Linked DNA regions of Homo sapiens: all the other regions are linked to region 1. Evidence: chromatin contacts called from ENCODE Hi-C or POLR2A ChIA-PET data. All regions are on one chromosome and are shown on one strand. Each heading gives the region's core, a stretch centred on a gene start or an enhancer-like site at or near the end of the contact. The rest is flanking DNA. Distances are from core to core; before and after follow the strand shown. Region 1 overlaps CAMK1D (calcium/calmodulin dependent protein kinase ID). Region 2 overlaps CAMK1D (calcium/calmodulin dependent protein kinase ID). Region 3 has its middle 27 kb from the start of CAMK1D. Region 4 overlaps CAMK1D (calcium/calmodulin dependent protein kinase ID).

What was found. A loop is a pair of places that touch in the nucleus more often than their neighbours do. ChIA-PET counts read pairs that join two places held with the same protein, here RNA polymerase II (POLR2A). Pooled maps may share reads with other maps.
Region 2: a map of CD8-positive, alpha-beta T cell shows a loop between it and region 1 (23-fold over the local background). The contact joins two enhancer-like sites. A Hi-C loop is called at or near these places in 3 of 168 maps with a recorded cell type or tissue (CD8-positive, alpha-beta T cell, aorta and naive thymus-derived CD4-positive, alpha-beta T cell), 1 of 37 single-sample maps with no recorded cell type and 11 of 50 pooled maps. POLR2A ChIA-PET finds 5 or more read pairs at or near these places in 4 of 52 experiments (AG04449, AG04450, GM12878 and 1 more).
Region 3: a pooled map shows a loop between it and region 1 (3-fold over the local background). The contact joins two enhancer-like sites. A Hi-C loop is called at or near these places in 2 of 50 pooled maps. POLR2A ChIA-PET finds 5 or more read pairs at or near these places in 5 of 52 experiments (GM12878, HCT116, OCI-LY7 and 2 more).
Region 4: a loop to region 1 is called in a pooled map, with 2.8 times the contacts of the local background. The contact joins two enhancer-like sites. A Hi-C loop is called at or near these places in 2 of 37 single-sample maps with no recorded cell type and 2 of 50 pooled maps. POLR2A ChIA-PET finds 5 or more read pairs at or near these places in 3 of 52 experiments (BJ, K562 and OCI-LY7).

What each region holds. Positions count from the first base shown.
Region 1 is chr10:12,482,876-12,488,805 of GRCh38, reverse strand. The region is part of intron 1 of CAMK1D (calcium/calmodulin dependent protein kinase ID); the gene reads right to left. Among named protein-coding and RNA genes, the nearest start is that of MIR4480, 93 kb to the left of the region's middle. RefSeq lists enhancers at 3,388-3,647, 3,698-3,747, 5,776-5,930. Within about 2 kb of position 3,390, at least 16 of the 41 ENCODE cell types and tissues checked have a DNase peak (open chromatin) inside an H3K27ac peak, as active enhancers do; they include GM12878, where a contact is called at or near this core.
Region 2 is chr10:12,707,912-12,713,841 of GRCh38, reverse strand. All of the region lies in intron 3 of CAMK1D (calcium/calmodulin dependent protein kinase ID), which reads right to left. Among named protein-coding and RNA genes, the nearest start is that of MIR548Q, 14 kb to the left of the region's middle. Within about 2 kb of position 2,586, at least 9 of the 41 ENCODE cell types and tissues checked have a DNase peak (open chromatin) inside an H3K27ac peak, as active enhancers do; they include GM12878, where a contact is called at or near this core.
Region 3 is chr10:12,319,916-12,325,845 of GRCh38, reverse strand. No RefSeq gene overlaps it. Among named protein-coding and RNA genes, the nearest start is that of CAMK1D, 27 kb to the left of the region's middle. RefSeq lists enhancers at 1,822-2,322, 2,323-2,823. Within about 2 kb of position 3,150, at least 2 of the 41 ENCODE cell types and tissues checked have a DNase peak (open chromatin) inside an H3K27ac peak, as active enhancers do.
Region 4 is chr10:12,631,954-12,637,883 of GRCh38, reverse strand. All of the region lies in intron 2 of CAMK1D (calcium/calmodulin dependent protein kinase ID), which reads right to left. Among named protein-coding and RNA genes, the nearest start is that of MIR4481, 18 kb to the left of the region's middle. Within about 2 kb of position 2,568, at least 2 of the 41 ENCODE cell types and tissues checked have a DNase peak (open chromatin) inside an H3K27ac peak, as active enhancers do.

The sequences.
Region 1 (5,930 bases), core at 2,141-4,640:
CTCACGGGAGTATGAACCCTATTGTGAACTGCGCACGCGAGGGATCTAGGTTCCACACTCCTTATGAGAATCTAATGCCTGATGATCTGTCACTGTCTCCCATCACCTCCAGATGGGACTGTCTAGTTACAGGAAAACAAGCTCAGGGCTCCCACTGGCTCTACATGATGGTGAGTTGTAGAATTATCTCGTTATATATTATATATTACAATGTAATAATAACAGAAGTAAAGTGCACAATAAATGTCATGTGCTTGAATCATCCCGAAACCATCCCCCATCCCAGTCCACGGAAACATTTGTCTTCCATGAAACCAGTCCCTGGTGCCAAAAAGGTTGGGGACCACTGAGGGAGACAGTCTGTATTCATGAAAATCTCCTCTGCCATCTGCACTAACTGGAGTCACTGCTTATGTTCATAGTGAGTTGATCCATGGAATCAACCCCTCATTTTGTGCCCTGCAGAAGACACTCTAAAGATAGTCATTTCCTCATACTATACTCATCCAGGGTGCACAGGGGAAGCACTGAGTGTTAACCACCATCACATCTGGGATTTGGGCACCCACCTCTGCGATTTCAGGGGGCTTGGAAGGCCTCCATCCTCAGAAAAAAAAATCTGCACCCATTCAACAGTCAACACTGGAAACTTGACCCAGACTTCCAACTCTGTGAAGTACAATAGCAAGTTGTTAGCAGTCTCTTCTACTTAGAGTGAATGGGGTTGGGAGAATTAGAGGGAATGATGGCTGTGAAGGGAGTGGAGCTTGGAAAAGAGGTTTCCTGGCACTTTAGGAAATACCCTCGTATTTCCCAGGCTTGTGTTCATCAAGTGAAGTTGCTCTGTTGAGATCCTGAAATGCCAAGCTTATTTCAACATGGCTGGAGGAGCCATGAACCCATGTCTATTTAACAAGCATGTATTAAATAGGTATTTTTATGCTATAGGTAATTTGTTGTCCCAAATCCACACTTCCCATTTCAGCTAATATTGACATTTGCTGAATACTCCTCAGGGTCTACAGAGAACCAACATTCTGCTGTTAGAACAGACAGAAAAATCACAGTCCCAGTGACTCCTCAGAACAGACTGCATCTTTCTGAGGACAAAAGCCCCTTGTAGGATCCACAAGAAGTGATTCCAGTTACGTGACACCTTTCTTCTGGGATCTGTGGCATTGCAATGATGAGCTGAGCTCGCTGCAGGCATTGATTTGAAAAGGATTCAAGGATGACTTTGGAGTCAACCCAATAAAATCAAACTCAAATCAACAAAAGTACAAATCAACTCAGGCTGTCTCTGCCACAGGCCAACTCCCAGGTCCATGTTAGCTGTTAGAGGACAGTCCATGAAATAAGTCATCAAATTATAAGCCTTGTGAATTGATCAATAAGGTCACTCAATTTTATGAATTAGAGGCTGGAAGAAGTGTGGGGTAGTTCATTTGAAATAATCCATGTATTCCTGGAAGAGTTCACATAAATCAAAATTTTCCATATAAAAGAGGAAACCCGATAAAGAGACCTTGAGGAGAAGCCTATTTTAATGAAAAAATTTAGCTCCTAAAATGATGAGAACATATGAACATAATGCGAGGGACAGCTGACACCGGGGCCTCCTTCAGGGTGGAGGATGGGAGGAGGAAGGGGATCAGAAGAAATCACTATTGGTTACTAGGCTTAGTAGTTGGGTGATGAAATAATCTGTACAACAAACCCCCATGACATGAGTTTACCTATATCACAAACTTACACATGTACCCCTGAACCTAAAATAAAAGGTGTTTTTTTTCTTTTAATTAGCTCCTAAATTTCTCCTTTTGCCCAGTTTTGTTTTATGTGTGAATTTTTTTATTTTTACATTTTTAGAGACAGGATCTCATTCTGTCACCCACGCTGGGGTGTAGTGGTGCGATCATGGCTCACTGCAGCCTCAAACTCCTGGGCTCAAGTGATCCTCCCTTCTCAGCCTCCCAAGTAGCTGAGACTACAGGCATGAACCACAGTGCCTGGTAATGCATGAAATGTTTTAAAAGTGGGCCCCTCGGGGCTGTAAGCCTCTGGCTCACTGCCTGTAACACAAAGATTAAACTGAGAGAGACCCCAAATTCCACGGCTCTGCTTCATTGCTGCCTTTTTATAAAATCTTGTAACAGAGAAGCTGGCATTTTGGCTGGGCTACAAAGAAGGAGTTTACTCAGCAGATAGTTGTACTAGGGTTCTCCAGAAAAACAGAACTAATAGTGTCTGTACGTGTGTGTGTGTGTGTGTGTGCACGCGCACACATGCACACGTGGGTACATGGTGCATGATTTATCATAAGCAATTATAAGAGACTGACAAGTCCCCGCCAGGTGCAGTGGCTCATGCCTGTAGTCCCAGCACTTTGGGAGACCGAGGCAGGCAGATCACGAGGTCAGGAGATCAAGACCATCCTGGCTAACACAGTGAAACCCCATCTCTACTAAAAATACAAAAAATTAGCCAGGTGTGGTGGTGGGCACCTGTAGTCCCAGCTACTCCAGAGGCTGAGGCAGGAGAATGGCCAGAACCTGGGAGGCGGAGCTTGCAGTGAGCTGGGATCGTGCCACTGTACTCCAGCCTGGGTGACAGAGCGAGACTCTGTCTCAAAAAAAAAAAAAGAGACTGGCAAGTCCCAAGACTCATAGAATTAATAGCATGTGTACGTGTGTGTGTGCACTGCATGGGTGCTTCATTTATTGTACAAAATTATAAGATGCTGGCAAATCCCAAGACCTGTAGCGTACGTCAACAAGCTGGAGACGAGACTCTCTGCTAATCTTGTGGCACTCTGCCGTGGTCCCTGGGAAGGAAACTGCCTTCAAATCAGGCCGTCTGGGTGACATGGTAGCCAGAGCCTGGGATGGACACCAAAGACTCACTCTGGGCTGAATTTGGCTCTGTTAAGCGAACAGCGCTGCTACAAGAGACAGACGCATACTCACAGGGCTATCAGGTCTTAAGCCCTAGTTAATATGCTGGGAAAAAAATAATATGACATCTTGGCATATTTAGCAATTTTCTTCTGAAAGTTCCAACCCTCCCTTATCGGTGACCCTGTTTGAACTCATGACTCCTCGAGAAAACGTTAACATTTCCTGTTTGCAGATAAAGAAGCTGAATTAGAGTTTTGAGCGGTGTGGCAGAGACGCCACAATCTGGTAGTCACAATCGAAGCCCCACCCTCCCTTCCAGGACTCCCAAAGCACCTACAGGCCCAACGAGCAGTGCCTCTGCAGCCTGCAGACCCACCGGCTCCCTGTGACCAGCCCTCCCCTCTCCTCCACCTGGGACAGGCAGGTGGCAGCAGACACATTTGCAGCTGGGGCCACCTCGCCACTGAACCTGGGGCCCAAGCTTCACCACCATTGTGCTGCCTGTTTCTACTCCCTCCCCCACGACAGGGGGCACGAGGAGCTCCACAACCAGAAAGAATCCCCAGGAAGCTCTGACCATCCCAGGAGCCACCACTGGCCACAGTCCTTCTGCTCCCCAGGGACAGCCGAGAGGCAGCCACGTCTCTCTACCCCAGGAGCTCCTCCTCCCCTAGCTCGGTCTCACTCACTCGCTGTAATAATCTGCCTTAGCCATGTTCGCTAAAAATACACTTCGCCTCTCGGTTACACTTACTAATGCATTCTATTTCAGGCCCGTGTGCATTCTTGCTTAGAAATACCCGTATGGGGAGCGGTGAAAACATGCAAGACGTGAAGGCGACTTTCCTTCCCGAAAGCCTCCTCTCTGTCCGGCTGTGCTCAGCACACCAATCTGAAAAGCAAATCTTTCCACACCAGATGGTAATCGGTGACATTACAGAAAAGGCCTGGGGTAGGAGGAGAAGGGAAGAAGCCAGTAAGGGCAGAGATTTCTGCGGGGCACACCATGAGGTACCCCTGCTTCCTGGTCATCACACCTGCCCTCCCATGACACGCCCAGCCCAGCCCCACCCCCTCCCCCCCAGAGTCACTGTGCCCACAGGAGCAGCTGCAGAGTGGCCTCTCCACTGGAGTCACATGCCACATGTTAGAAACCTGGAGAACATCTCAAGAGAGCCACAAGCTAGGCTCTCCTCCACGAGCTGCCCCCTGGAAGACACTTTCCACATCTGAGGCCAGGGGACGTCATCGCTTCCACTGCTGAGTGGTCCCCGTGAATGAGCTCACCCTCCCCGCAGCTATTTCCCTGCCTGGCTTCCACCATCTTGGAAGAACAAGTAAGCTCAGCTGCCAGTGGCTCCCTGACTTGGCTGGTGTTTCCAAGAACTTCTGCTCTCTCCTATAATTAAGGAGGATAATGACAGCTCTCCATCTCCGATCTCTGCCTTCCTGCAGGGAAGGAGGCAGAAGAACGATTGTGTGATCCCTGTTTAAAGTCCTTAATCATGTTTCTTCTTCCTGTTTTAGCCCAGGATCTCCTGTAATTGGCCCTCCTCCCTCCAAACACAGAGTTCACGCGTTTTCCTGTATCTGGAGGTGAAACACGAAGAGAGATGGCGACTTGGTGTTGCCAGCCGCAGAGCAGGCGGGGCCGGAAGCAGGGATTGCAATGCCCGGTGGGAAGCTGAAAGCAGGGAGGAGGCTGAGCCGGAGCTCAGAGCCCAGCTGGTGCATATTTATGTCTTCCTTATTGCAAAGCTCATGGGTGACAGACACTTGGATGCGCGCAGTGAAGCATTTGGAACGCCACCCAAGCCTGCCTTCTACGAGTCCAGGATTGTGGCTGCGGGCACCAACCTCACACCCCCATGAAGTCACCGGGTCACCAGCTATAAAATCAGCTCATTAAGAAAATTAAAACTGGAGGCCAAGCACAGTGGCTCATGCCTTTGGGAGCACTTTGGGAGGCCGAAGTGGGTAAATCACCTGAAGTCAGCAGTTTGAGACCAGCCTGGCCAACATGGCAAAACCTGATCTCTACTAAAAATACAACAATTAGCTGCTCATGGTGGTGCACGCCTGTAATCTCAGCTACTAGGGAGGCAAAGGCAGGAGAATCACTTGAACCTGGGAGGCGGCGGTTGTAGTGAGCCGAGATCACGCCACTGCACTCCAGCCTGGGCAACAGAGTGAGACTCTGTCTCAAAAAGGAAAAAAAAATTAAAATTGGATCTCTTTTTTTAGAGGCCAGGTGTGATGACTCCAGCCTGTAATCCCACTGCTTTGGGAGGCCCAGGCGAGAGGATCACTTGAGGCCAGGAGTTTGAGATGACCCTAAGCAACATAACAAGACCACATCTCTACAAAAAATAAAATTTATAAATAAATTTTTAAAAAATAGAAATTAAAGAAAAATTAAACATGAGACTGCTGTAATCCCAGCACTTTGGGACGCAAAGGCGGGCAGATTGCTTGAGCCCAGGAGGTCAAGAACAGCCTGGGCAACACAGCAAGACCCTGTCTCTACAAAAAATGCAAAAGTTAGCCAGGCGTGGTGGTGCACACCTGTAGTCTCAGCTACTTGGGAGGCTGAAGTGGAGGACTGCTTGAGCCCAGGAGGTTGAGGCTGCAGTGAGCTATGATCACGCCACTGCACTCCAGCCTGAGTGACCAAATGAGACCTTGTCTCAAAGAAAAATTAAATTAAATTAAAATATAAAGCATGAGACTGAATGATGCTCCACAAACACAGAATGGAGTCTCCCACAGGGTAGAATATAGGGGCTACACCCAGGTCCACCCAGACAGCAATGCAGGGCAGGGAGGAAGCTGGGCATTAGAATGAGAGATTAGAAAGAAAAATGGGAACAGGGATCTAGAAATGAGTATTTTTCTAACCATATTATCTCTTTTGCACACTTAGCTAGCACCGTAATGTGGGCAGGGAAAGGGTTATTAACCACCTGAAATATGAGATCCTACCATCTGAAAACGTCCTGAACCACAGCGGCAGCGGCAATGTTATTTATGGAG
Region 2 (5,930 bases), core at 1,337-3,836, 230 kb before region 1:
ATTCTGTCTCTGTTGAGGGATTCTGTTCCAACAAAAGCATCCACACTTGGTGTGTTGACAAACCAGCTGAAGTCTAGATGCTGGGCTGTGGGGCATCCATCCAGGTGAATGCCACTTGTTGGGGGCCCTGCTTCCATGGCCACCTGCCCTTCCCCACATCTGACCACATCCTAACAAACATCTGCAACTGAAGGGAGGACATGTAGGGGTCCCCCAATCCTCCTTTCTTCCTTTCTCCCTGCTCAGATTTCTACAAACATGGATCCTAGTCCGCATTCCCTCCCTGTTTCTTTTTGGTTTTTGATCTGACCAATAAGCCACCAGTGAACAACTGTGTACCGTGCCGACAGAGAGACCATTCCGGCCTCAAATGTCATTGCTGTGAGAAGCCAGTTAGCAATGGGCACCCCTGGAATTCGTGGGAGCAAAGTTAACCCAATGCTGCACTTCACCAACCTCAGGGTAAAACGCAACTCATGGAAACCTCAAAGCTGAAACAGGACTTAGATAAACTAAAGGCATCGTCCACAAGTTGCCTATCATTTGACTTCTTAAAAGCAGCACTCACTTGGTGAAACCCTGTTACTACTAAAAATACAAAAAATTAGCCGGGCCTGGTGGCGTGCGCTTGTAATCCCAGCTACTCAGGAGGCTGAGGCAGGAGAATCGCTTGAACCTGGAAGGCAGAGGTTGCAGTGAGCCAAGGTGGCGCCATTGCACTCCAGCTTGGGCAACAAGAGCAAAACTCCATCCCAAAAAAAAAAGGGAGGCACCCACTTAACAGAAACTCTAAGGAGATCTGAAATAGGTACCATGCCTCCGGGAATGTCAAAACCATCTTTTCCATGGAGAAGTATATATTTTTTACATGCTCATGCCTCCCTCCTTTCACAGAGGGTGGGCTCTGAGGCTCTCCCAGGTATGGAACTGACAATGAAGCTGGCTGCTGCTAAGCTCAGTACCCTCCCCTTCGCTGCTTTACTTTTCTCATCAGTACAGGGGTGTGTGTGTAGGCGGGGGAGATAATAGAGTCTAATTCTCTGAGCCTGATAATCCTACAGCTGAATCTTCCCCTCCGTTATGGACTGAATGTTAGTCTCCCCTACCCCTAAATACACACGAAACCCTAACCCCCAGTATGATGGTATTAGGAGATGGAGCCTTTGGGAGACGATCAGGTTAGATGATGTCAAACAAATGGGGCCCCCAGGATGCGATTAGTGTCCCTATAAGAAGAGACGCCAGAGCCCTCTTTTTGTCCACCATGTGAGAACACAGTGAGAAGGAGGCCGTCTGCAAACCAGGAAGAGAGCCCTCACCAGGAAGTGAATCAGCCACCACCTTGCTCTGGAACTTCCACCCTCCAGAACTGTGAGAAATACACATCCACATTGAAGCTGCCCAGTCTACAGCGTTCTGTTGTAGCAATTCCAGCTAAGACACCCTTCTTCACCCTGTGTGCCCCTCCATGGCGCTGCTGCAGGCTGGCTTGGTATTATAGTTATGTGTGCGCCTGTCCTAGCTGTGAGTACTCTAGACACAGGGCTGCATCCTGACATTCCTGAACCTGCAACACTGACCCCAGCAGTGTGACGCTTCCAAAAACATCAGCTCCTATTGTCCCTGGAGAGCTTCAGTTGAAGGAGAGCGGAGCTTCCCTTAGGGTGGCCCTCAAGCTTCTTGGTGAAGTTCTTAAAAGCATCTTCCACATCTGCTATGTCCTTTGTACCTGATAAAATGCACAAATCAGCAAATAAACCTACTCTGCCCCTCAAAAGCATCAATCAACAAAGCTAACAGAGGAACAGCTGATACATTTGCCGATCACATTTTCCACTGAAAAACTTAGGAGAAACCTGATCTGTTGGTAGGGCACACAGAAAATCTGAAATTACGTCTGAGAAAAACATTTTACCTTTATGGGAGGTATACATCTAAATAGAAATATAAGGACAGAATTTTATTTTGGACCAAGTTATTTTTCATGGCATATTGAAAAACGAACGTTTGATCATCACTGCTGTCAATGTTGCCTTCATTCTAGACTAGCACTGGTGTTTCTGTAAAAACAGGGTGTAGACAGAGTAGATATTTAGATCTGCTAGAAAGGACAGAGACCAAAGTGGTGTGAGGACTCCGGCTCCGGGCCAGAGCGTCCTTCCCTGCCTCATATTAACAGGGAACGCAATGACATTCACCTCTTCTTATGAGAATGCAGAATATTTTACCTGGCACTGCTCTCTCTGAAAAGAGCAGCAAGCAGTACCAAGAAGCAGCAAATACCCTGGCAGATGATTTTAGGATCTCCATACTCTGACAAAGAAAAATATAAATGAACATAAAATGTAAAACATTCTGAAACTCCAAAAGGCAGGAATGAAGGGAATACGTGAGAGCTCTTCCAACGATGCATTCTCATGCATATTTATCTACAAGACAGCCTGCTGAGTTCATTACTGTCTATCACAGAGGGACTGAATTTCCTTTGCCTTTAAATGCCTGTCCCCTAAAGCAAGGTTCAGTTTCTCGCTCTGTGTTTTCCCCCTTAGCCTGCAGGTGGCGCCCCCGTTCCAGTCCCCTATGACCACTGCTGAAAATGGCTAGATCTTGGATTCCTCAGAAACAAGTTCTTGCCACATCACCTTATGCGACTGAAACAGGCGGTTTTCTCTTTTGCTTTTAGCCAGAACCCAACTGTTCCTGGAATCACAGGGCCAGAAGACTTGATTAAGCTGAAATTAATACCAAGAAATAGAAGGGGAGAAAAAGAGGACAGACTTTCATGACTGGGAGCTCTATCCAACAACAGGCTTATGTGGGAGGTGGATTTTGACTGCATGATGAAATACACAAGCAATACATTCAAAACCTTAATCCACCCAGCAAAGATCCATGGTATATAGTCTGAACAAGTTGATGAAAACTCCAATAGTGATTGATCAAATGTCAAAGGCAACAGACATTTGGATAACTTTTTATATACCCTGGTGTACACTCGGAGGTACATATCGCCGGTGGGGTTGTGTTCAGCCTGGATGTCTTTGTTTATATACCAGAGGTTCTGCTGTGTGATTAGTTATTTGTTCTTAGTGGAATACAGTGTAGGTCTTTACACACTCCCCCTCTTGCCTGGGTCCTGACTCCTAAGGTTGCATTTTCACTGGGAAAGGTTGGATCGCATTCTGGGCAGCAGCAGGTGGCTGAATCCAAGCTTGCTGGTGGCAAATTATCCTGGCCCCCATCCCACAACTTGCAGGACCTGAGCCCGAAAGAAGTCTGTACACCTGGTCTCTCAAGCCACTGTCAAGAGGGCTAAAAACTTTGACGTACAAAAGACTGTATCGAAGGCATTTGTTTCTTCTCTGTCTTTGTCACTAATCTGTGGGCTCTTTATTTTTCATGTTCATATTTTCCATAGCTCATGTCATTTCTAGCATATAATAGATGCTCAATAAACATGTACGGAATGAATGACAGGGTACAGCCAAATTACCGAAAGTTATCAAGACACTGTCCAGAAATACTCTGGTGGCAGTAGTGTGTTACTTACAACGTAAATCAATGTCATTACGTCGGGATCCAGCTGTTGTGCCCATTTACAGAAATATACTTTAGGTTCTAAGTGGGAAAATTAAAGAAGAAGTTAAGTGTCTGTGAAGCTGATAGTTACAAACGGTAACACTTAATTTTCTTCTGAAAGATGATATACTGCTCTAAGCATTTATATAGTATTTCATTTAATCCTCATGACAATCTCTGAGGTAAATACAACTATGATCACATTTTAGAGGAAACTGAGGCACAGAAAAGTTAAGAAGTTTGCTCAAAGTCACACGGTAACTTGAAGAGTCAGGATGCAAACCTATGCAGTCTGACTCCAGAGCTGGGGAAACAAAAACAAGAAACTGCAGGCATCGACTCTGCGTCCTTCAATTCCCTTCCTACTGGCTTTTTATCAAAGGTAATCTTTCCTTAGACATTTCCCAACTGCTAAATATGCCTACAATCCACCAGCTACCACATAATAAAAAAGTTAAACAAAGTAACAAAACTCAGCAGAAATACTTTGAAGCTGATTAAATCATAAATTTGAATGTTTTCCCGAGGCAGTAAGTAAATAGATATTTTCATGGATGTTGCTACAGAGAGGAAACTGAATCACTCCATAATCCTACAGCTATACAAGATATCGGGTGACAGATTAAAACACACAGGCCCTCCTCTCCACCTCTATGTACCTAGAGCACTAAGTTTCCTTTTCTTGTGAAAAAGCTTCTTGCTGTTTCTGAGTTTGCAGACTCTTAGCTTTGGGCTGTCTCAATACTAGATATTTTTATTCCCCTAAGATTTCAGAATGCATTCAGTTCTTTGTATCTGTCATATTTTCATTTTCCCTCCTTAGACTCTGCATTGCAAAGTCCTTTCCATTTGCGAGTTTGTTTCAACAATGGCAAAGAGGTGGGGACAGCTGGTGCCTTCTGCAGCCACTGTCTCCCTTTACCAAGAAAAAAAAAAAAATCCTCCAACCACGGCCTTAGCACTCCTCACATTTTCTCAGCCAAGAATTTTCTCAGCTACAATGTATTCCATCTTTACAAGCCCACAAGGCCTTTTTGTTTTTTTCTAATTTTCCATTTATATAACTGTGGAGGCTCCAAGCTCCAAGTCGGCTTTCCCAGAGCCTCCACAAAGAGGTTCTCACCCGCCCCCCACATAGGTGACTCACCCAGGAGGAAGGTCTGACAAGGAGGAAAGATGTCTGAGGCTTGGACCTGGGTAGCCACCTTCTGCCAAAAGATCTGTGCCCCCCACTCCCATGCCACAGTTCAGGCCCCAGGGCATGGGTGCCTGCTCCCTTGGCTGAGACTCGAACTGGGATGCCGTTAAGAGATGCAACTCCGGGTCGGGCGTGGTGGCTCACTGACTTCAAGTGATCCTCCTGCCTCGGCCTCTCAAAGTGCTGGGATTACAGATATGAGCCACCACGCCTGGCCTAATGGGATCATTGAAAACAAGCCCCACTACATCAAACAAGTCATCCATATTTAATAACCAATAATATCGTAGATTAGGAAGATCCTATTACCAAAGAGTCCCTAACAACCTCAAAATGAATAGAAGAAAACAGCCCACCTGTCCAAAAGGCCATGATGCTTATACTGTCTTGGGAGTTAATATCTGTAATTCAAGGAAACTGGCACTTTTAAAGAGGATAGGGACATGCAAATTATATTACAGGCAAAGCGTCAACTCTTTTGCTGAGGCCGTCTGAAGCTTTATAGAAACAAGTGCAAAAGTATATTATGGAGCTTAATGAAAAAATAAATTGTGTTTACGTGATCTTAATCACAGTTTTATTATTCTATATTGAGATCCAGCTGGGATCAGGGATTGGGTGGCAAGAAGGGAAGGGGGAGTGCACAGCATATGCGTTACTCTTCCTCTGCTTCTGTGCCCATCAGATGGAGTTACGGCGCTTCCTTCTTCTCCTTCCCTCCCTCCCATCACCACCCAAACTCCATCTCTTTCATAAACAGCATGTAAACGTATCAGTCGCCACTGGGACTTTAAGAACGTCTCCCAGGCATAAGCTGGGAGTGCACTGTCATTGCAGGATACTAGCCCCACAGCACAGGTGGCAGAGTGCAAGAGGTGCATACGTGGAACCTCTGGGGGGACTATTAAGGCCCTCACTAAAACCACTGTGTGTGCAGCACTAAATAAAATGTATTGTGTTGTAGAAATGTATTCTGACCTTTAGAGAGCGAAGGTTAAACTAAATACAATGGGGGCTCTAGCCGTGGCAATGACAATGCTGCCTCGGTCACTCTTAGGCAAAGTCTATCATAGGATTCCACGTAGGGTTACAGGTCGGGCAGAGGGGGGATCCCATTTACTGAGTATCTCCTATGGCCTGCACTCTGTGCTAA
Region 3 (5,930 bases), core at 1,901-4,400, 160 kb after region 1:
TGGTGACAGAGCAAAACTCCATCTCAAAAAAAGTAAATAAAGTAAAAAACAAAAAAAAAAAACAGTCCAAGATACTTAATCCAAACTATATCATCATTCTTCATTAGAATCTAGAACATTTCTTTTTTTTTTTTTTTTTTTTTTTGAGACAGAGTGTTGCTCTGTCACCAGGCTGGAGTACAGTGGCACAATCTCAGCTCACTGCAACCTCTGCCTCCTGGGTTCCAGCGATTCTCCTGCCTCAGCCTCCCAAGTAGCTAGCTGGGATTACAGGTACATGCCACCTTACCTGGCCAATGTTTTTCTTTCTTTCTTTTTTTTGAGATGGAGTTTTGCTCTTTTTGCCCAGGCTGGAGTGCAATGGCGCAATCTCGGCTCACTGCATCCTACTCCTCCCGGGTTCAAGCGATTCTCCTGCCTCAGCCTCCCGAGTAGCTGAGATTACAGGGATGCGCCACCATGCCCAGCTAATTTTGTATTTTTTTAGTAGAGATGGGGTTTTTCCATGTTGGTCAGATTGGTCTTGAACTCCTGACCTCAGGTGATCCACCCACCTTGGCCTCCCAAAGTGCTGGGATTGCAGGTGTGAGCCACTGCGCCCGGCCGACATTTAGTTTTTACACTGTTCATTATGGGTGCTCCAAATCGCAGGGACTATGTTTCACTCATCACATGTGCCTAGCATGGGAACGAGGGCCTGGATTATAATCGGAATTCATACATTATTTTGTGAGTGAATGAATTAGAAGACAAAGCAAGGCAATTCTACCAGGCACACACCAGAAATACTGACTTACTGGGAAGGTTTCAGACAGACAGAATGACAGTCTAACTCCCTGGGGAGAAATGCTTCATCTTCCTTCTTTTATTGTCTCCCATTATACATTATCTACTGCAGTTTCTTTCTTTCTTATTTTTCTTTTTTAGAGTCTGGGTCTCACACTATCGCCCAGGCTGGAGTGCAGTGGCATGATCACAGCTCACTGCAGCCTCAACCTCCTGAGATCAAAGGATCCTCCCACTTCAGCCTGCCAATTAGCTGGGTCTATAGGCACCCACCACCATGCCTGGCTAACTTCTGTATTTTTTTTAAGAGATGGGGTCTAGCTATATTGCCCAGGCTGGACTTGAACTCCTAGGCTCAAGTAATCCTCCTGCTTCAGCCTCCTAAGTAGCCAGGACTACAAGTGTGTGCCACCATGCCCAACCTGCAGCTTTTTCTGCAACTACATAGATTTTTTGGCCAGGCGCACTGGCTCACACCTATAATCCCAGAACACTGGGAGGCTGAGGCAGGCGGATCACTTGAGGTCAGGAGTTCGAGACCAGCCTGGCCAACATGGTGAAACCCAGTCTCTACTAAAAAATACAAAAATTAGCTGGGCAAGAAGGTGGGAGCCTGTAGTCCCAGCTACTTGGGAGGCTGAGGCAGGAGAATCGCTTGAATCCGAGAGGTGGAGGTTGCGGTGAGCTGAGATATTGCCACTGCACTCCAGCCTGGATGCAAGGGTGAGAGTCAGTCTCAAAAAAATAAATAAATTGGCCGGGCACAGTGGCTCACACCTGTAATCCCAGCACTTCGAGAGGAGGCCAAGGTGGGCGGATCATGAGGTCAGGAGATAGAGACCATCCTGGCTAACATGGTGAAACCCCATCTCTACTAAAAATACCAAAAAAAAAAAAAAAAAAATTAGCTGGGCGTGGTGGTGTGCGCCTGTAATCCCAGCTACTAAGGAGGCTGAGGCAGGAGAATTGCTTGAACCTGGGAGGCAGAGGTTGCAGTGAGCTGAGATTGTGCCACTGCACTCCAGCTGGGGCAATAGAGCGAGACTCCGTCTATAAATAAATAAATAAATAGCCCCCTTTGTGGGGGGGGGGGGGTTCTGATAGGCCCTTTCCAGAAGCAGTCCATGCATGGGGGGGCAGGAAGGGGGATGCTCTCTTAAATGTTCTGCAATTGCGCCCCCCCCAGTCAGAAGCAGAAGTGGAGTTTATACAACAGATCCCTAGGCTCTGGCCTTATGCAAAGCACGCTTCACCACCACCGCAGATCCTGCTAGTTACTTAGAAGCCAAGCAGCAGGCTGGGCATCAGGGCTCACGCCTGGAATCCCAGCACTGTGGGAGGCCGAGGCGGTCGGATCATTTGAGTTCAGGAGTTGGAGACCAGCCTGGCCAACATGGTGAAACCCCGTCTCTACTAAAAATACAAAAATTAGCCAGGCGTGGTGGTGTGCACCTGTAATCCCAGCTACTTGGGAGGCTGAGGCAGGAGAATTGCTTGAACCCAGGAGGTTGCAGTGAGCCGAGATTGGGCCACTGCATTCCAGCCTGGGCGACAGAGTGAGACTCTGTCTCAAAAAAAAAAAAAACCATGCGGCAGGCCCTGAAACCTCTCTATGGCAAAGCAGCTCCCACGGCATGCTAATTAGCAATGGAAACACAGCCACTCAAAGCAGCTTTATGGCCGATCTGAGCTGACAACGGAAGGACGCCCACAGGCTGTCACTCGAAATCCCTTGTTCTTATCAGCCTCGTCTTTCTCCCCAATATCCTTGACAGTTGCGTTCTGCCCCAAATACCAGCCTGTGGCCCCATCTGATGTCCCCTGTCATCCCGGGAGCTTTAGAAGAAGCATCATGCTCTATACATGAAATGACACACAGAAGTCACTCCTTTAATTGGGGGCCCTTTGCAGTTTCTGAGGAGTGTTCACAAGGTAGAAAGCCTGCAGTTATGAAAGCCTGGGTGTGTGGCCTCAAGTGGATTTGGGAGCTAGAGGGAAGTGACTTCCTCTCCGTCTGAGCAGTTATATAAATCTCCCCTGAACTCATTGGCTGCAGCCCTCCGGAGGAGCACGACACAGTTACCCACCTACATGATTAATCAGTGCCCGGGAAGAACAACAGCCACCCCACTTTGTCTTCACATGTTCAAGTGACTTTGCTGCCACATCACTGTCAGTGGACCACGTGCTTTGGTTGGCTTTGCCGACTGTGGAAATGAATTTACACCAATTTGTCCACCCGCACCCTCAGTCGGCTTTCTGTCCTTGTGACTAGTGGCTGACATTTAGAGGATGTCTGGCTGTTGGCTGCAGCCACAGAAAAGATCAAAGCTCCCTGGCAGAGACCTATCCAAACATGTTCTAACGGGCAGAGGACACAGGGCAGGTAGACCCTGCCATGGAGCCAAATGACAGAATTTGGCAATTCTGTAATTCCTCTGAACTCAAATAACCAGAAGTCACAGATTGGCAGTCCACGAGTTCACTCCCTGCTATATATACACACAACTTGTTTGGCCACAGTGGTTTTTTGTTTTAAGTTACCGACTTTTTTTTTTTTTTTTTTGAGACAGAGTCTCACTCTGTCACCCAGGTTGGGGTGCAGTGGCACAATCTCAGCTCACTGCAACCTCCACCTCCTGGGTTCAAGTGATTCCCCTGCCTCAGCCTCCCAAGTAACTGGGATTGCAGGCACGTGCCACCATGCCCAGCTAATTTTTGTATTTGTAGTAAAGATGGGGTTTCACTATGTTGCCCAGGCTGGTCTTGAACTCCAGACCTCAAATGATCCACATGCCTCAGTCTCCCAAAGTGCTGGGATTACAGTGTGAGCCACCGTGCCTGGCTGTAAGTTACCAACATTTAAAATGTCAGAGATTTCATACAAAAATCTGGACTCCTCCTGCTCTGGAAAAACCAAAAGCCCTAGAAACACTTCTGATTAGCTGTCATCACTTGAGGCCAAATGATCCAACTTAACTTAGGCCAGGGCATGTTGGGTACCAGAGTTCCACCAAGGGCAAAGATAGGTTTTATCGGGCCTGAAGCTTATATTAGTTGGAGTGACTTCTCTAAGTAAAATAAATTGAAATTATAAATACAGAATTGCTAGGGTCCCTCCAGAGGCCTGAGCAAGTAAGGGCTCAGGAAGCTTAAATATCATGTACTTCCACCTCTGGTCCCACCCACAGCTACTGTTTCACACCCGCCCAGTTTGCTACATGTCTGGCCATGCAGGTATCTGAGTCTGTGACCTCTTGCCTATACCTTGTGGCCACCCACACCTGTCACCATTCTTAGGTCCTGGCCCTGATGTTCAGTATAAACACAGCTGGCCCCAGCTCTGTAAGGAAGGCCTCACTCTTCCTCAAACTCCATAACTAAAATGAAAGATTATTTCATTTTATTATTTTTTTTAATTTTTTTTTTTTTAAGACAGAGTCTTGCTCTGTCTTCCAGGCTGGAGTGCAGTGGTGCAATCTCAGCTCACTGCAACTGCCATCTCCCAGGTTCAAGCAATTCTCCTGCCTCAGCCTCCCAAGTAGCTGGGACTACAGGCGCATGCCACCACGCCCAGCTAATTTTTGTATTTTTAGTGGAGACGGGGTTTCACCATGTTGGTCCAGCTGGTCGTGAACTCCTGACCTCAAGTGAACCGCCTGCCTCGGCCTCCCAAAGTGCTGGGATTACAGACGTAAGCCACCATGCCCGGCCGATTTCATTTATTTTAAAAGGTAATAAAAAGAAGTCTTTATCCTTTACAACTCCTTCCCTTGCTAGGTTAAAAGGACAAAAGAGTCCAAGCATCTGTGTAGAGTTCATATACCAGGTGACTCTTTTCGAGCACAGAGGTGTGTGAAAAGCAACAAAAGAAGGAGGGAGGATAATAAACATCTCCTAGGTCTACAGCTGAATTTCTGTTCAATCTGGGATGCTCACAGGCTCACTGAGATTACGCAAGGTCTGGTCCATTGGTCTCTAAATGGCTTTGTTTGGGGAGGGTGAGGGGAAACATGCAAAGAAAAAAAACAGTTTCCTAAACGCATAGAGGACCATGTTGCCACAAGTAGCTTAGAAATGGGCTAATCTGGTCAGGTGCAGTGGCTCACATCTGTAATTCCAGCACTTTGGGAGGCCAAGGTGGGTGGATCACGAGGTCAGGAATTCAAGACCATCCTGGCCAACATGGTGAAACCCCGTCTCTACTAAAAATACAAAAAAATTAGACGGGCATGGTGGCGGGCGCTTGTAATCCCAGCTATTCGGGAGGCTGAGGCAGAGAATTGCTTGAACCCGGGAGGCGGAGGTTGCAGTGAGCCAAGATCACGCCATTGCACTCCAGACTGGGCGACAGAGCGAGACTCCATCTCAAAAAAAAAGGATAATCTGCAGTATTTATTGAGCACCTGCAGTGTACTAACACTACTCTTATATATAAGCATCACACTAGACAAGGTGCTTGCAATCCAGTTGCAGAAACAGATGCCTTCAGAGAAAGTTAGATAACAGAGAATTATTTAATATAACAAAGGCTTGTAGGAATTCAGAGGCTTGACTGGGAAGATGTTCTCAGAGTAGAGAGGACTTGATTTGAACCCCTGGGGACCTGGATGGACAGGGAGAAGGACTGAGAAAATTCCAGATGGAAAGAACAGCACATGCAAAGGAGCAGAGGGGCAGGGCATGGTGGTTCCTGCCTGTAATCCCAGCACTTTGGGAGGCTGAGGCAGGCGGGTCACCTGAGGTCAGGAGTTTGAGACCAGCCTGCCCAAAATGGCGAAACCTCATCTCTCCTAAAAATACAAAAATTAGCCAGGCGTGGTTGTGCACACCTGTAATCCCAGCTACTTGGGAGGCTGAGGCAGGAGAATCACTCGAACTGGGGAGGTATAGGTGGCAGTGAGCCCAGCCCGGGCGAAAAGAGCAAGACTCCATCTCAAAAACAAAAACAAAAAAGGAGCAGAGGAGACTCAGAAGTGTTTAGGGAATCGGGAGGAGGCCAGCCTGTTATGGTAAATAACAGGAACGGGAAAGTAACCAGGGACCTGATCTCCAAGGAGCTTCAATTTTAGATGAAGGACTTTGCATTGTCTAGAATTATCTAGATAACAGGCTTTTGGATTGATTGATAATGGGCTTAGAGT
Region 4 (5,930 bases), core at 1,319-3,818, 150 kb before region 1:
CTGCAGCGCTTTCTTTCTCATTTGCATGCCAAACTAGAGAAAGAACACGTCTCCTTCCCTTCTCCACCATATGGTTGGTGTTCCCATCTGAGTGAGCCGCCTCAATATAGCACCACAGCCTCACAAAGGCTAAAGGAGTCACGGATGCTCTCCTGCCAATTCCTCACCATGTTCTTCAACAGACTGTATCTTCTAAGAATAAAAGAGATTACTAATATTTGCACAATTGTATGCTTACTTCCCACCCCCGCCCTCCCAAAATCAGGACATCTTTACATTAGCAAATCCAGTAGCACTACCACCAGGAATTCTGCCTGGGACCTTGGGAAATATTTGGCATTTCTGCAACCTGCCTCTATACACCCTGCTGGCCACAGATGAGATAAAGAAGTGAATGGATGTCATACGTCCATGCGTTTGCATTAAAGAAAGACGCAGAGGCTGTCTTCAACAGGCAGGAAGGTAATCGCAACACTGAAGGGACCTACTTCCTTCTGTGAGAGTTGAGAACAAACGCATGACTTTCGAGAGAGGGAGAATGTTCTAGAAGTATCTACAGTAGTCGTATTTTAGAAATATAGGTTTCCAAATTATCTTCAGAAATAAAGTATGGACGTGGCGCAGTGGCTCACACCTGTAATCCCGGCACTTTGGGAGGCTGAGGCGGGTGGATCACATGAGGCAAGGAGTTCAAGATCAGCCTGGCCAACATGGTGAAACCCCGTCTCTACTAAAAATACAACAATTAGCCGGGCATGGTGGTGCACATCTATAATCCCAACTACTTGGGAGGCTGTGGCAGGAGAATGGCTTGAGCCCGGGAGGTGGAGGTTGCAGTGAGCTGAGATGAAGGCACTGTACTCCAGCCTGGATGAGAGAGAGAGACTGTATCAAAAAAATAAAAATAAAAAGTATGGTCTTAATTCTGAGTTGCTTTTACAGATGCCTGTTCTTTTGGTGCTCGGTGGCTCCTCAGATTTCCTGAGCAAGAACACTGAAGTACACAGGAAGCATGTCCAATATTCAGAGAAAATGTGAACAGTATTCTGTTCTGTGCTGAAAACAGTTACTGACAGAAGGCAAGATGCCAGAATCAAAACTTCTAACTGAAAATCACTGTGGAACAACAGAAAAAGCCTCAGCTTTGGAGGAAGCTGGGTCCAAATGCCCATTCCGACATCTGCTGGCTGTATAACTTCAAACAAGTTATTCAACCCCTCTCAGTCTGTTTCCTCATTGGCGAAAACTGCATATAAGGCCAGGCACAGTGGCTCAGGCCTACAATCCCAGCACTTTGGGAGGCTGAGGTGGGAGAAACGCTTGATCCCAGGAGTTTGAGGCCAGCCTGGGCAACAGAGTGAGACTGCGTCACTACAAAAAATACAAAAAATAGCCTGGTGTGGTGGCACACACCTGTAGTCTCAGCTCCTCAGGAAGCTGAGGTGGGAGGATCGCTTGAGCCCCAGAGGTCAAGGCTGCGGTGAGCTATGATCGTGCCACCGCACTCTAGCCCAGGTGACAAAGCAAAATACCGTCTCAACAAAACAAAACAAAAACCACATATATAATATGCCCCTTAGAGGATTATGGTGAGAATTCAATCAGATTATGTGTAAAATACCTGGTATAGCACCTTAACTAAACCTGGTATATTGCCTTAACTAAAACATACCTGCTAGCAAGAGAAACTGGAAAACCTCCAAGGGTATTTTATAAGATGAAAAGAGCTCTGCAGACAGATGGTGGTAAGGATCATATAACAATGTGAAATGTACTTAATGCCACTGAACTGGATACTTAAAAATGCCTAAGATGGTAAATTGTATGTTATGTGTATTTTGCCACAATACAAAAGAAAAACTGCAAGGACTGTTTGGAAAGTGTTTAAAATGTCTAGATGAAGAAACCTCCACAGTAATCAAGAGGGAGATTTCTCCTACTTTAAATAGGATAGTTTTCTTGCAAGCCTAGTGAATTGTCTCTTATAACTGAAATATGCAATTTAAGTACTGAATTGTTACTAATAAAATGCTCAATGGAGTATCATTTAAATATAAAGTGAAACATCAGGTTTTATCAGGAATCACATTTTTTTTAGAAGGGAAGGAAGAAAAGAATTAATCATTATAAGATAAAAACCCCCTTTTCGCACTGCAGATCATTACTCCTAACCTCAACTTGGTTAACATTCAGAAATAAAATCCGTTTTGCCACATTAAAATCTGTAGGCCTCATTTTTAGCAAATACTGATATTTGCAAAGCCATGAACCGATAGATCTGAAAGGCAGAGGGCCTCTTCCCCCCCAGCAAGATGGCGTGGGTCCCTTCTCTCTTCTAAAGGAATCCTCACACCTCCACCCTCCCCCAGACCAGAGTTCTTTGAATCTAAGAGCTCCTGCACTGCGCCGTGGGCTTAGGGGGTACTCAACAAGCCATTGGTGAATGAACACAACTTTGTATCTAACCTATTCCCATCGGTGACATCTGAACAGTTTTGCACTGACTCACTGCTTCATTGACTACGTTTACTAAAACAAACAAGCAACTTAAAAGGGCAGTGACTTTCTCAAGAAAAGCGGATGGGAAGTCCCAGGAAATGACGATTCTCAGTGGTACCATCCAACACAACCGGATTCCGGGTCAGACCTGGGCAGCCACGGGGCAGGTATACCCAGGCTCTCACTATGCCACCCACAGGAAGGCCTCCCGAGCCCCCAAACTCTCCTCCTCCACCACACCCCACATCAACCTCTCTCATGTTCCCCACAGCTCCTATCAGCTTCCAAAATTATCTTGTTGATCATCCACTGTCCCTGCCCCTCCACTCTCCAACATACGCCCCATCAAAACAGAGACTTTGTCTGTCTGGGTCACGGCTGCATCCTCTCTTCCAGCACAGTATATGGCATCTGCCAAATGAAGGAATGAGTGAGCAACTAAACAAAGAATGGAACAAAACCAAGCCTCATCTGCTTGTGCTGCCACCCAAGTCCCACTGAACATGGGCAGAATCCCGGCCACCATCATGACCTCAAAATGCCAGACTCATTCAAGGTGAGACCTCCCCTTGGAGAACCCCGAGATGTTGCCTCCCAGCGGCAGAGAGAAGCGAAAGCTGATGGGCCGGCAGGAAGAAAAGCTGCACCGGACTCTAGCTACAAGGTTGTGAAACACCAGCATGACGAGAAAGTCAAGACTCGTAGTGACACTCAGCCCGGGAGTGGAAGGTCAGCCAGGCGGCTCTGGGGGGCTGTCTGGAAGGAGCATCTCCTACATGGATGGCATCTGACAGCAGAAAATGGATGTGCAGCTCCAGCTGGAGAGGGAACAATAGTTCCTTAGTCCCCACACCACTAAGCCATGGGATGATTCCAGCCACCTCCCACCCCGCGCTCTGTCCCTGTTGAACTCCTGCTTACGGGACAATGGGTGGGACAACAGGATGATCACTTGGGGGCAGAGGCAGGAGGATGGCTTGAGCCCAGAGGTGTGGCTGAAAACAGCTGCTGTAGGAGGATGAGGGAGCATCTGTGTTTGGAGGTGTCTCCTGACAAAGCAGATGGGCTTTTTGGTTTTATTTTCTTCTCTCCCCAATGAATCACTGCACACTCCATACTGTGCAGCGTGAAACAGAATAAAGGCAGGTGAGAAAGGACGATGCTAGGACACAAGGACCTGCAAAGAAATTACTCAGCAACATGCAAAACAGCTGTTCTTACCCAGGATGGGACTGAAAGTCACTCTTCAAGAGACAGAAAAAACTCCTGTGAGCTGATGCCAGTGCACCCTGAATCTCACCAGCATGCCTCAGCCCCCCTCCCAATTCCCCAGGAGCCGCTGAGAGAGGACTGGAGCAGCTCAGGTGATCCCTCTGACTAAAGCCAGGTGGTGCCAGACTCGGGAAATATTCTTTCTGTGCAGGTTTCAAACTCCACGGACCACGGCCTCAAAGAGTCAAACCACTGCAAAAGGGTCAGGGCATCCCTCACAAAGGCCTGTGCCTACCTTTTAAAAAGAGTAACTCCTGGCTGGGAAAGTTGGCTGACGCTTGTAATCCCAGCACTTTGGGAGGCAGAGATAGGAGGATGACTTGAGCCCAGGAGTTCGAGACCAGCCTGGGCAACATAGAGAGACCCCATCTCCACCAAAAAGATAAAAATTAGCTGGGCATGATGGTGCGTGCCTGTGGTCCCAGCTACTGGGGAGGCAGAGGTGGGTGGATCGCTTGAGCCCAGGAGGTTGAGGCTGCCCTGAGCCATGATTGTGCTACTGCACTCCAGCCTGGGCAACAGAGTGAGATGCTACCTCAAAAAATTAAGAAAAGAGTAACTCTTCAGTTTTCACGGAGCCCTCGGAACCGAGTATCTACAGCCACCCTGAGTGTCTGCTCAGGGATATAAGGACGCTGTTAATAAGCGCATCATGCCCAGGTGCTCTCTATCGCTGCACTTGAAGTTGACCTTCTCCAGGTCAATCTTCCATGGAGATGAGGTGGAACCAGCCAGAAACCTCGGTTATTTGAGGAGCACTGTTGCCTCACCACTCAGAGCTTCTTCTCAGGGAAAAAGAAATACAAATGCCTGGATTCCATTAACCTCCTCCCATGGGACCACTAATGCATCCTTTCATCTATTTTTTGCTCCTCTCTGGTACCTCTCCAATTTCCCCATCTTCTCCCAAAGTGTGGCAGCCACAACTAAACATGACACTCCAGTGATGAAACCAATATCCAAACGCATGGCTTCTCCGCCACGCTCAGCTCCTGTGTAACTATCAGAGCAGGAACGACTGACTCACTGCAGGTCAGCCTGCTGGGGCCTCACGGGGACACCAAGTCAGGCAACACTCACATTTCAACCTGAGCATGAGGCAGCATAAGACAGGACACTCAGCCAGGCGCCGTGGCTCAGGCCTGTAATCCCAGCACTTTGGGAGGCTGAGGTGGGCGGATCATGAGGTCAGGAGATTGAGACCAGCCTGGCCAAAACGGTGAAACCTCGTCTCTATTAAAAATACAAAAATTAGCTGGGCGTGGTGGTGCGTGCCTGTAATCCTAGCAACTCGGGAGGCTGACGCAAGAGAATCGTTTGAACCAGGGAGTTGGAGGTTGCAGGGAGCCGAGATCATGCCACTGCAGTCCAGCCTGGGCAACAGAGTGAGACTGTCTAAAAAAAGAAAAAACAAAAACAAAAAACAAGACACTGAACACATGAGCAGTCCAAAGATCTGGGTCCCAGCCCTCCAAACTCTTGGAGTTTCATATTCTTCATCTCTAAAACAGAAATAAATACACCTGACTTATTTACCCCAGGCTTCTGTAAGGTTCAAATATATATAGGAGAAAACAGCTAAATCAGACAATGATGCTGAAAGGTCATATTCTGCCATCAGAATATAATCCAGGCTTCTTCCAATGGCCTGCAAGGGCCCACCCTGATCCGACCCTATCAGCTGTTCTGCCACTCAACTCCCTCCCTCTGCTCCAGCCACGGGCCCTCTTGCTGTTCTCCAACTGGGTCCAAAGTTCTTACCCTTTCAGGGCCGTGACATTCCTATTCCCCTGCCTGGAAGTCTCATTCCCTAGATCCTGCATGGCTGGCTCCCTGAATTTCCAGTTTCTGCTCATAAACAGTCTCTGACTCCCCTTCCCTCATCTAAAATAATCACTTGTTAAATGGGAGAGAAAGATTTGGGAGAAAGATTTCAAGAAGGGATGCGAATCTTAGCAACAAAGTCTGCAAACCAGGAAGCCTGTAGTGAGTTGAATGAGACGTTGGTTAGGTGGAGACACTGCCCATCAACCAAAGCAACGGGGCCTTCATTCAGCACAGAGGGATGGGTTTAGCTGGAGTGACAACACCAGCCTTCGCACGGTGTGGTGCGTTAAGAGCTCGGTTCATTCGCTCACTCATTGAACAAATATTTACTG